Regions from separate parts of the Homo sapiens genome. Here region 1 is linked to region 2. A link is a contact called in ENCODE Hi-C data. All regions are on one chromosome and are shown on one strand. The core of a region is the stretch at or near the end of the contact, and the rest is flanking DNA. Distances in the headings are between cores, read along the strand shown.

Region 1 (5,477 bases), core at 1,625-4,124, 2.3 Mb after region 2:
CAAATGAACACATGTTTCTTCCATTGACTAGTTGAATTTTCTCCCAATGTTCTCATAAATAAAAGCGAAGGTGGGTTGCATGGTTGAATGAAACCATTAAACCTTATGGGGTTTTCTGTTGCAGACTGTTGATTGACCTTACTAAATCCCGAAATCTAAAAAATGAATTGTGGCCTTAGTACCACACCATCTTTAAAGTCTAGTGTTTAGTCCCCTTTTCCTTCAAAACTTTCCAACAAATCTAGCGCTTTACTGAACTCAGAACATTGTTCTCTTTGAGAATGTGAAGATTTTAAATAGCCAAAGAATTTTCATGTATAAGAGCTAGCTAAATATAGTATATCCTGCTCTTTCGAAGAAGATACAAAACTGTTGCCTGTACTAATGGGTATAGTAGAGCAGTTGAAGAACTAACACATACATGGACTTTTCGGTCTGAATTTGTGTTGGCATCCATGGTACTTACTGTTCAGTAGGATGTTATTGCAAGGAGCAGAGTGCCCTCTGCTGGAGTAATCGCAATTATTCTTGCAGCAGATTAATTTGACTTGGGTCATGAATTCAACAACCAGTTACTTGCCTTTCATCATACAATTTCTTCGGTAGTTGAGAATTTGGTCTACATTTATCAAATGAGGAAAGAGTGTCACAAACTCTAAAAAGCTGAAGGAGACCCCACAGATCTTCTCACTGTCAGCAGCCCTTACTTCTGCAAAATGTTGAAGGATAATGTTGCTCTGTTTGCAAAGAAGATGCCTCTGGCTAGAATGTTTGTGCAGTTATAAGCAAGGGACTGCTTGTTTTTGTAAGTTATCTCAACTTTATTCTTGTGAAATTGCAAAGGAAGATCAATAAAAAGACTTCATATGAATGTAAATGGTGTGAAATACTGATGTGTTTTGTACATGTACATAATATATTTACTTCCTGCTTTCACATTAGTAATCTGAGATGGTTCTACCATTTTATAATTAGAAGGAGATGTAGGGGTGGGAGTGGGGAGGGACTGTTATTTTTATAGAGGGGTGTCCCTTACATTTAGAAAATGAAATAATTTTGTATTTGTGAAAAGTTACATTCCATCCATTTTCTGGAAAAAAAAATGGGTATTGTTCTTTAAAATGTTCATGAGCTGGGAGGATGATTATTCTGGTTTCCAGGGGAAACTCTCAAGCAGTACATATGTGATACTCAGTTTTGTAGACTGCAGACAATAACCAGCAATTGCCAGTTGCAAAAATGTGAAAAAGAAATAACTTATTTTAACCACTTTGTACAGCATATTATTTCCCACTAGAAAAAAATCTGCAAATAATGAATTTACAATTATAAATAATCAGACATGACATCATAAATCAATCTTCCTCCCTACTAGCAAGAGGAAATTCCAATGGCTTTTTTTCCATCCTAACACAAATTACTTTTATTGTAAACAAATGCTTGCAACAAAATGCTTTTGTTGTAAAATGATTGATGTTGGGGTAAAGTCTACTTAGCTTCCCCACAAGGTCTTTCTGGCTAGTCTGCAGGTAGTAGATGATGGTTCCATCTCGGCATTGTCTATCCTCTCCATATTCAGACTGTGTGACTGAGCTTCCTTGATTTATATAGCATCTGACCCAAAATCACAAAAAAGTCACTCCTGATGACATTTGCATGGGGAGTCTTTCATTTGGACTTCAGTTCTTAATTGCCGAAATAAGTACTAGTGAATTATGTAGCGTTTTTACCCAAAACTAATCTTCTGTACAAAGTTGTGTGCATATTGAGATGATTAGTTAAGGCAGTGTAGTTTTTTAAATTTTTTCTGTATAAATTTCTTTCCTTCTTCCCCACCTCAGGCACCTACCCTACTCCTTTCAGAGCACTTTATATCCCTCTTGAAATACAAAGAAATTGAAAAAAAAAAAAAAGTAACTGTCTTTAAAGGAATTTGTCTTCTATTAGGAGACACAGACTTTTATTTTGCTTTATTCTATTCTCTTTGTACTTGGAGAGCGTAATCAACTTGTCTCATAATGGGCTAGTGATGAAACAAGGGTGATAGTTGGAAACAGTCATTACAACATGGTTATTTTTGTTATATAGAAGACTATCATGTAAATAAGTGCAATCGTGTTCTTACGTACTGGCTAAAAAAAAAATATTGCAACTATAAGGATTTTTAAATGAGGGTTGTGAATTCCAGGAAATTTCACTGCAAAATTTCTTTTGGTTTTGTTTTTTAATAAAATGGAACCAGATGCTTGTGTCTGTGTCATCTGTATTCCCTGACTTTGTTGCCTATCCCTGAGTTGCAGAGGTGGTGCTATGGATTTCAAAACATCATATTTATTGTTAAATCACAATTATGTCCAAAGACCAAGGATAATAATAGCTTCCTTATTTTTCTCAGGTAAGTCAAGTGGCAGGCACCAACCTTCTCTTAGCTCTGCTGTTCTAAGGGAATTAAGAGATTTTAGCAATTCTGAAGAAGAATGGCTGTGAAATGAGCTTGAGGTGTAGTCTGGCAAGAACTGAGCACTATGCTTATGGACTATCTCAGGCAAGTTTATACTAGGCAGAGTTATACCATGGGGTCTGCCAGATGGGCTGGGGCAGACAGATTTCTTCTTTATATTTGCTAGTATATTTCTAAAAGATTTTAAATAGCAATTCCTTGGGATTCGCAAGGGAATATGAAGAAAATTTAAAAGATGGAGCCTGCTGGCCTGGGAAGGTGGAAAAGGAAGGCAGGAAAGGAGAATGGCCCTCTATTCATTGGCCTCACCTACTGGAACCTGGTAGGCCTTTGGTTGTGGCCTAGCCCCCCCGTGCCTGGCCCAGCCGAGACTCCTGACACATGCACTTGAGGAGCAGCCAGGATTGGACATGGCCAGGCAGGAGCTGTGGGTTTCACAGAATTTGCTAGCAAAAAGAAAACACAAACAGTATTGAGTGCTGTGGCCTCCTGGAGCTGCTGTAGATAAGGAAAACATTAGTGCCCGGAGGCTTTACTCAGGGCCAGTCTATGCTTAATTTGTAGGCAGGAAGATACTCTAAGGGGATTGCTGGGAACATTCATGACTATGCCAAATTAGAAGGCACTTTAGACTTTGTTTATGCTTCCATTATTGCAATGTTTATCTGCCCAGACACTGTGGGTATGAAGCTATTACCTAGGACCTGGAAACCATCCCTCCCAACTTCAACTTCCATCATCTTTCCACTAGACCAGGGATCCCCAAATGAGGAAATGTGTTCTGTGGGATGGGATATGTTAGAATTTACAGCAGGCTCCCAAGTTCAATTAAGTTGGGATAAGGCTTCATACAACTCATATTAGCTATTAATAAATTTTTTGTTTGTTTTGTTTTGTTTTGTTTTGTTTTGGTACAGACAGGGTCTCGTTTTGTTGTCCAGGCTAGTCTTTAATTCCTGGCCTCAACTGATCCTCTCACCTTGGCCTTCCAAAGTGCTGGAATTACAGGCGTGAGCCACTGTGCCTGGCCGCTATTAAAAACTTTTGAGAAGTCTTCAGTAAGGTCACTGATTTAACTCTATAATTCAGCTTTTCCTGAAGCTGATTGACAATAAAGCCCCATTTTATCAAGGGTTATGTTTTTCCACATTACACTGGAGACCACTGTGTGGAACATGTTGGTGTTCAGACTTTAAAAAAAAAAAAAAAAGCTGCCAGACATCATTTGCTGTAAATCTTGCATATTCCACAGACCCTTGCCTCTCTTGTCCCTGCTCCTAGTTGACAAGGGGAAAGTCAGGTGATGCACAGTGAGCAGTATTAGCCTGGGGCCTGCTTCACCTGGGGTGGGTGTGACCTGGGGAGAGATCACTGGGCACTTCCCAGAGTCACACGCATGCCAGGGCATCAGCCTGGCTTCACTGGGCATCAGCCTGGCTTGCTATCATGCTGTGCCTGAAGGCGGAGGCCCCATCCCACCTAGAAACTCCACTTTGTGGGCTTTTGTTTTGAGACTTAATGCAGCATATTCACACATTTGAGAATGGAACATTTACAACCCCAGATTTTGACAAAATTAAGTAGCTAAAAAAAAAAAAAAAAAGAAAAAGAAAACTCCCCACAGCTTTGTAATGGGCCAGCTGGGTCAGCTTTGCCGCTTAACTCTTATTCTGTTAATACCTATGTTTGGAGGACTGTAAGCTAAACCATCATTCAGAAGACACAGAAGTATATTTAGTTCTGTTTATTGTTATTGTTGTTTTGTTTTTAGTTTTTTTTGAGATGGAGTCTCGCTCTGTCACCCAGGCTGGAGTGCAGTGGCACAGCCTCGGCTCACTGCAACCTCCGCCTCCTGGGTTCGAAAGCAATTCTCCTGCACACAGCCTCCCGAGGAGGAGCTGGGATTACAGGCACCCACCACCACACCTGGCTAATTTTTGGAATTTTAGTAGAGATGGGGTTTCACCATGTTAGCCAGGCTGGTCTTGAACTCCTGGCCTCTAGTAATCTGCCCACCTCGGCCTCCCAAAGTGCTGAGATTACAGGTATGAGCCACTGTGCCCGACCTAGTTCTTTTCTAAGTCTAATAATTCTTTAGAAGCCAGTGTTAGTAGTGCTACTCATCTCCTTGAATAATGCATTGCAACAAATTGGGGAACAAAGGGTAGGGAGAGAATATGAGTCATTTTTGCTCTGCGGTAATTACTATCTACAGAAGAGTGAATACCAATTAAGAAACTCAGGTGACTGAGAGAGGTCTCCTCTTTATGAGACATTTTAAAACACTAGTTCCATCATTCTTAGTGATCCAACAACAGAAGCAATTTGACCTCTTATTTCATCACACTCACAGGTAGTAGAGAGCCTCCACCAAGTCTCACTGTAAATCTTTGTTCTTGGCTGTGAGAAGAATCAGGGAGAAAGACCTTTCCACCGAGCCACCAAAGATACCATGGGGACCCTCTGCTCACTGTGATTGCATCTCCCCTTGTTGGCTTTCAGTCACAGCACCCTAGCAAAAGAAGGTGCCGTCCTAAATCTCCAACCAGTGGTAGCCTGTATCTGCTGGCATACAGGGAGGTACAAATTAAACGCCTCAATCTCTTCGGACCTTCCTGTTATGGAAGACACGCCCCACCTTCCCCCACAGGGAACATGCCTGATTAGTCATAACCCTTAAACTAATCACTCCCGCTGTGCCTCCCTCTAACATTCCCACCTTCTTTGTTCTTAAGGACATTTACTAAATAGGCAAGGGGGAAAGCAGAGCCAGGTTTCATTGGCGGGCAACTGCACTTGGTTGCTATGAGAGCTGTATACACACACAACACAGCTGTCATTGATATTATAGATCTAATGGGAGCCAAGGGTCTCAAATCTCTAAGGAGAAAAACATAATTCAGAGCTTTGGCAATGGTATCCATGTCTATAAATACATGTGAGAGCAGAGAAGTGAATTAGAGAATGTTAGAACACAATAGAGTTAGACCTGAGAATAAAATTGCATCACTCTGGG
Region 2 (5,211 bases), core at 2,178-4,677:
GCCTGGTTGAAAGAGAAAGTAAAGTATATACTTACTAAGGAAGAAAGAAAAAAAAACGCAGAAGAAAGAAATAGGTTGCAGGAAACAATAATGGGCAGTGAAATACTGTATACTGATAATCCAATCAACATCTGAGTGTATAATATGTGTATATGTGTGTATATTTTGGTAATTAAAAAAAGTTGAATTGAAAATAGATTTGTGAATTATTGGGATGCCTGTCAACGCTATAAACAATTCCAATCTATTTGGAGAATCTTTACATATGTCATTCCATGATTTTAGTTTTAAACATTCGTAAGTTTTTCATTACTCACAAAATACAAAATACTTCCTCTTCCCCAAATCTACAATTACCATTAATAGTGTCATGAAGAAGTACCTGCAAAGGGCTTGGGTCATACTTGCATCTTTTACATTTGGATCCGTAGTAAGGCTCCTGATGAGAACTGTAATCATCTGAAGAGGAATATGCTGCACAAGGCTTGCCAATGCTACAGAAGGTTCAAATGATGCATCTGTTTTTTCAATTAAAAAGAAAAGGGAACATGGCAAGTAGGTTCAAGTATTTAAAAAGAACAACACTTTACAAAAAAAAAAAGTCATTGCAGCAAAGGTGTTAACTAGGAAGGATTATTATGCTACACCCTCATGGGTAGACTCTTAATTTACAAGGAATGTTAAATTACAGGAATGAAAGATTAGGAGTGAACAGCAATGATCACTCATACTATAGACAGAATACTGAAATATATTGATATGGTTAGTCCATAAGTTACTTTAATTTTTCATAATTTATCGAGTTATTGTTGAGCTAAAATATTAACTTGTAAATCACTAATCAGAAAGGAAATATAAAGAAACATAAAGTATCATTTCAACTTCCACTTCAGACCCTCCAAAATAACTTTAAACTTATTGATCATTACATCCCTCTAAGGAAGATTTTGAAAAAATCTCTTAAAGTAGAAATGAAGGTGACTTTTGGGGGCACTTAAGTATCATTTCAACTCCCACTTCAGACCCTCCAAAATAACTTAAAACTATTCATCATTACATTGCTCTAAGGAAGATTTTTAAAAAATCTCTTAAAGTAGAAATTAAGGTGACTTTTGTGGAGATTTTGCTTAAACTGTATACAAATTAAGCAAATCCAAGACAAGTACCTTTACTGCTACAGTTCAAAAAATTTGGGAGGAACCTAACAGTTATGACAACACAGGCAATAGAAGTAAAATTACAATAAGAAAAAAAAACAAACCAACTCAGATACTGCAAATACATCGTTTGTAATTCTTTCGTAAATATATTAAATTCATCAGAACACAGAACGTTTGTTAAAACTCCACCTTTACTTCTGGTTCTTAAGATAAGAAGAGGACACATCCCTCACAAGTTCAATTTGAACAGCCACACAGTCCCCACTGGTGTTATAAATGAAGGAGAATGCTTGTACCAAGTAGAGCGGAAATGAACATGATTTTGAATCTATTCAGACCTGAAAGGTCCAAGACAGAACAACGAAGGTAGAGGTACTGGTAAAATTCCTCGGCGAGAAAGCATTTTCTAGGCAAGTATCATGTGACCCTTCTCTGCTTTCTGAGAATGCAGTTCATGGGCACAAAAACAAATATTTAAATCCTCGTACTCTTCCTTCCCTCATTCTATCTGTATTCCTCCTTTGTCTACTAGATACTGTAGACAAAAAATGTCACTATTTAAAAACTTCATAGTTATCTGGGATAATCCAGTAATAAAACAAACTGCACAATCCATTAATTCAAAAATGAGGAAATACAAAAATGGGGGAAAAACTCATTACAAAATTAGAGACACGTACAATAAATACTATGGTAAACATCATGCTACCATTAGTCACTAATGAATGGAAGCTTTCTGCAGTAGCTGTCATCCTCAAAGCATTCCAAATAACTTGAGCAGAGGCTGGGTAATTAAGCAACTTGTTTAGTGCCAAAGGTCTTAGACCTGGACGTTCTCAACCTTTAAAATGGGAACGCTGCCTGTTTTTAAAGTACGATGTGACGTCCTGAATAAGGTAGTGAATGTGAATAAATTTGGGATGAGGTATTAGGATTTGCTCTCGCTTAAGAATGTTTTTAGGGCAGGAGGAAAACATGGTGTGAATGTGTGTGTGCAAGAGAGACATATACTGATTTTTTATGAGATATTCTGAAAGATAATGACCCTTACCTGTGGAAGAGATGCTTGCAAAAACTTCTTGCAGGGAAGGCAGTAGTGTGGCAGGCTCGGCCTTCCAGATGTTCTGCAGCAAGTTACTCACTTTTGTCACCTGGGAGACATATTCCCGCAGCTCTCTTTCCTGGGTGGACACGCACTGGAAATGGCCTATCGTTCGAACCAGCTGTTGACAGAACGTGATGGACAATTTCCCCTTGGGGATGCATTGCACAAAGTCGGTCAGAAGGTCGCTCAGTCGGGCACAGAGCTGCGGCTCCGGCCTCTCACACACCATCCGTAACACCTCTACCTGCAGGAGGCTAAAGAGATCCAGCACCGACGGACAGCTCATAATCAGCTTCAGGCCGTTGTGAATGTAGTCCAGGATGGCTACATCCTTCCTGTCCAGAGAGTGGTAGCCCTGATGAAGGAGGCCCAACACGAAGGTCTTGTTGAAGAAGGACTCGAACTCTGGCCGGTGGTATCGTGCGTAGGCCTCCAGCACCTGGTGCCCCACCTGCCGCTGGAAAGGGTCCTGGCCCTCCAGGATGAGCCGGGTCGTCAGGTCAAACATGGCCTCGCACTGCGCCTCGTCTAGCCAGTGCTCCGCCGATTCCACCACCTTCCGCACAATCACCCGCTTGAGGGGCAGGGGATGCGAGGAACTCACAAGGCCCTCCAGGATCTTGTCCATTGTCGCCACGCTGCAAGGCCAGGGCCAGGGGATAAGGAGCGGGTGGCGGCAGCCCCGAGGTGGGGCAGGAGAGCCCCGGGGCGGAGATGAACTTGGAGCGCCGCAGCAGCAGCGCGACGGGCCACGGCCACCGCCGCCTCAGCAGCCACATTTATGGCGCAGGGAGACCCATCCAAGCCGGGGCGGGAGCTAGCGAGCCTGGAGAGCCTAAGAACCGACACCTGCGGCTGGCCTAAGGCGCCAGAGGCCCGTACTCCGCCGCCGCCCCGGGCCCTCGATCCCACTCAGCATCAGCGCCGAGGGGCCTGTCGGGCCCCCCAGCGGCGTCGGCGGGAGCTCAGGGCCCGGGGCTGCTAGCCGGCGGGTGGAGGAAGCACGCCTCCGAGTTCCGGGTCAGGTGTGGGCGTCCAGTCTCCAGCAGGTCGTGAGAAGAAGCCGGTCCTGGGCTGAGTCAGGAGGCGCTGTCACGGAGAGTGCTGGGATCAGCCGGGGAGAAGAGACCGAAGCGACACCCTTTGACCCGGATTTTGAAGTGCCGGCAAACAGGAAGTGAAGGACCTAAGAACCTCCGGAAGGACCGCCCCTCCGCCCCTCTGCCCCTCCGCCCCTCCGCCTGTCCGCCTCTCTCCTTCTCCCTTGTTCCCTCTCTCCCTCCCTGCTCCCCCACCTCCCTCCCGAGTCGTAGACTCCCTTCCCCCCGGCGCTGGGAGTCTCCTTCCCGCCCCGCCGCGCAGGTGCGGCGACGGCCGCGTCACTGGAGAGTGTGTCGAGTCACAGGCGGTCTTCCGCGCGGAGCGTCCCCGGCGGACGCTGCGCAGATGGCTGCGACTGTAGGATTCTTGCCGGCTAGTCTTCGTCGGTTCCGCCTGCGTCAGGTTACTCGTGAAAACTCGAATAAGTGCTATCGATGTGAAATCCGAGGAAAAGAGCATTTGGGGGAAAAGTAAGGAAAACTCAAAACTCGGATTGAGAAGTCTGCCTTGGCTCATTAATCAAGAATTGCGCTTGCGCGCCTAAATGTGACTGCCTTTATCCTGCGATGTCGGTATTGAAGTAAGAGCAATACTGGCGGCGTACCTAGCATTTAGCGACCATCAGTATCAGTAGCAGGCCTCTAGCAAAGAACCAGTTAGTGAGCTTTGTACCATATCGAAAATTATAAGCCGTCCAAAAAAGTGTGAGAGTAAGGAAAATGGCAGATTAGAATCAAAATATTTTTATACCTGTGTCATACAAGGGTACTTTGAAAATAGAAAACCAGGTGGAAATACCACAAAACTTATTGTATATGTTGACACCGAAGATGGTTTACAATAGGGAAGAACAGGTGCAATCATGCTTGTTCTGTTTCATGCCAAATTCCGAAGATTCACAGTAAGAATTTAATCAGAGGTCTTTATATTGGAAAATATTGCCTAACTGTAGCCTGCTTCAGGCTTGGTTAATATAGTTGTGAAACTAGACATTAAGGCCCTGTAATACAGACAAAACTTTAAAGAAATAGGTCATTTAAAATGTCCCGTAGAAAAATGAACAAAATTCTGTTACTTCAGTTTGCTAAATAGTGTTTTGTTTTTTTACCAAGTTACAAACACGATTACACTAATATATTCACACGTCGATTATGGTAGTCTTAAGAAGAGCAGTTTAGAGGAGACAGGAGCTTGAGTAAAAGGGAACTTAAGACCAAGTTGACTCGTAGGAAGATACGGAAGATAAAAGAGAATTGAGGTAATTAATCTATCAGTCATGCTAGAGACAGGAATGATTTTTCCAATAGGAGGTGAAGGTACACAGATGTTTGTCTTTACTGGGAATAATGCCACAGTGGAAGACAAAGGTAATATAGAAAATAAAATATTAAGAAGGAATTAAGTATTAAGAAGGATCGTGGATTTGAGGTGGAGTGGAGGAAATTTGGAATTAATCTTTGTGCTAAGAAACTAACAGGACGAATGAAGATTGCTGAATAGTACCAGCGAAGTGATTATTCCAAAGTAGACAAGAAAAAAATATTGGTAAATTTAAAACTTGACAGATTACTTTGAATTGTCTATAACATTTTCTTCTTTCTGTTAATATTAGGTCTTGAAAAATTGAATATTACAAAATAAGATGTCTGAGAGAACATAGTGCTATTAGTCCATATAAATTACATGTCATAATATTAGACTTCCAAAAGCACCATGACTCTGTATTTTTAAAATACCTCTTGAATGATAGATGCATGAAATGAAATACTAGGTTTTTATACCAAGATATTCAACGCTTATTTCCTTCTTTTGCCACTGGTTAAAAAATGTATGTAATATGCTCTT

Evidence for each region. A loop is a pair of places that touch in the nucleus more often than their neighbours do. Pooled maps may share reads with other maps.
Region 1: a pooled map shows a loop between it and region 2 (2.6-fold over the local background). The contact joins the enhancer-like site here to the promoter of USP38 in region 2. A Hi-C loop is called at or near these places in 4 of 50 pooled maps.

What each region holds. Positions count from the first base shown.
Region 1 is chr4:140,856,573-140,862,049 of GRCh38, reverse strand. RNF150 (ring finger protein 150) reads left to right here. Exons shown (of 7, transcript NM_020724.2): 7 at 1-2,243. Among named protein-coding and RNA genes, the nearest start is that of TBC1D9, 100 kb to the right of the region's middle. Within about 2 kb of position 2,874, at least 2 of the 41 ENCODE cell types and tissues checked have a DNase peak (open chromatin) inside an H3K27ac peak, as active enhancers do.
Region 2 is chr4:143,183,133-143,188,343 of GRCh38, reverse strand. USP38 (ubiquitin specific peptidase 38) reads right to left here and starts at 3,427. Exons shown (of 10, transcript NM_032557.6): 1 at 2,212-3,427; 2 at 383-518. The coding sequence starts at 2,893. It overlaps USP38-DT (USP38 divergent transcript), which reads left to right and starts at 3,483. Exons shown (of 4, transcript NR_185979.1): 1 at 3,483-3,836. RefSeq lists silencers at 3,036-3,285, 3,506-3,555 and enhancers at 2,607-3,491, 3,492-4,377.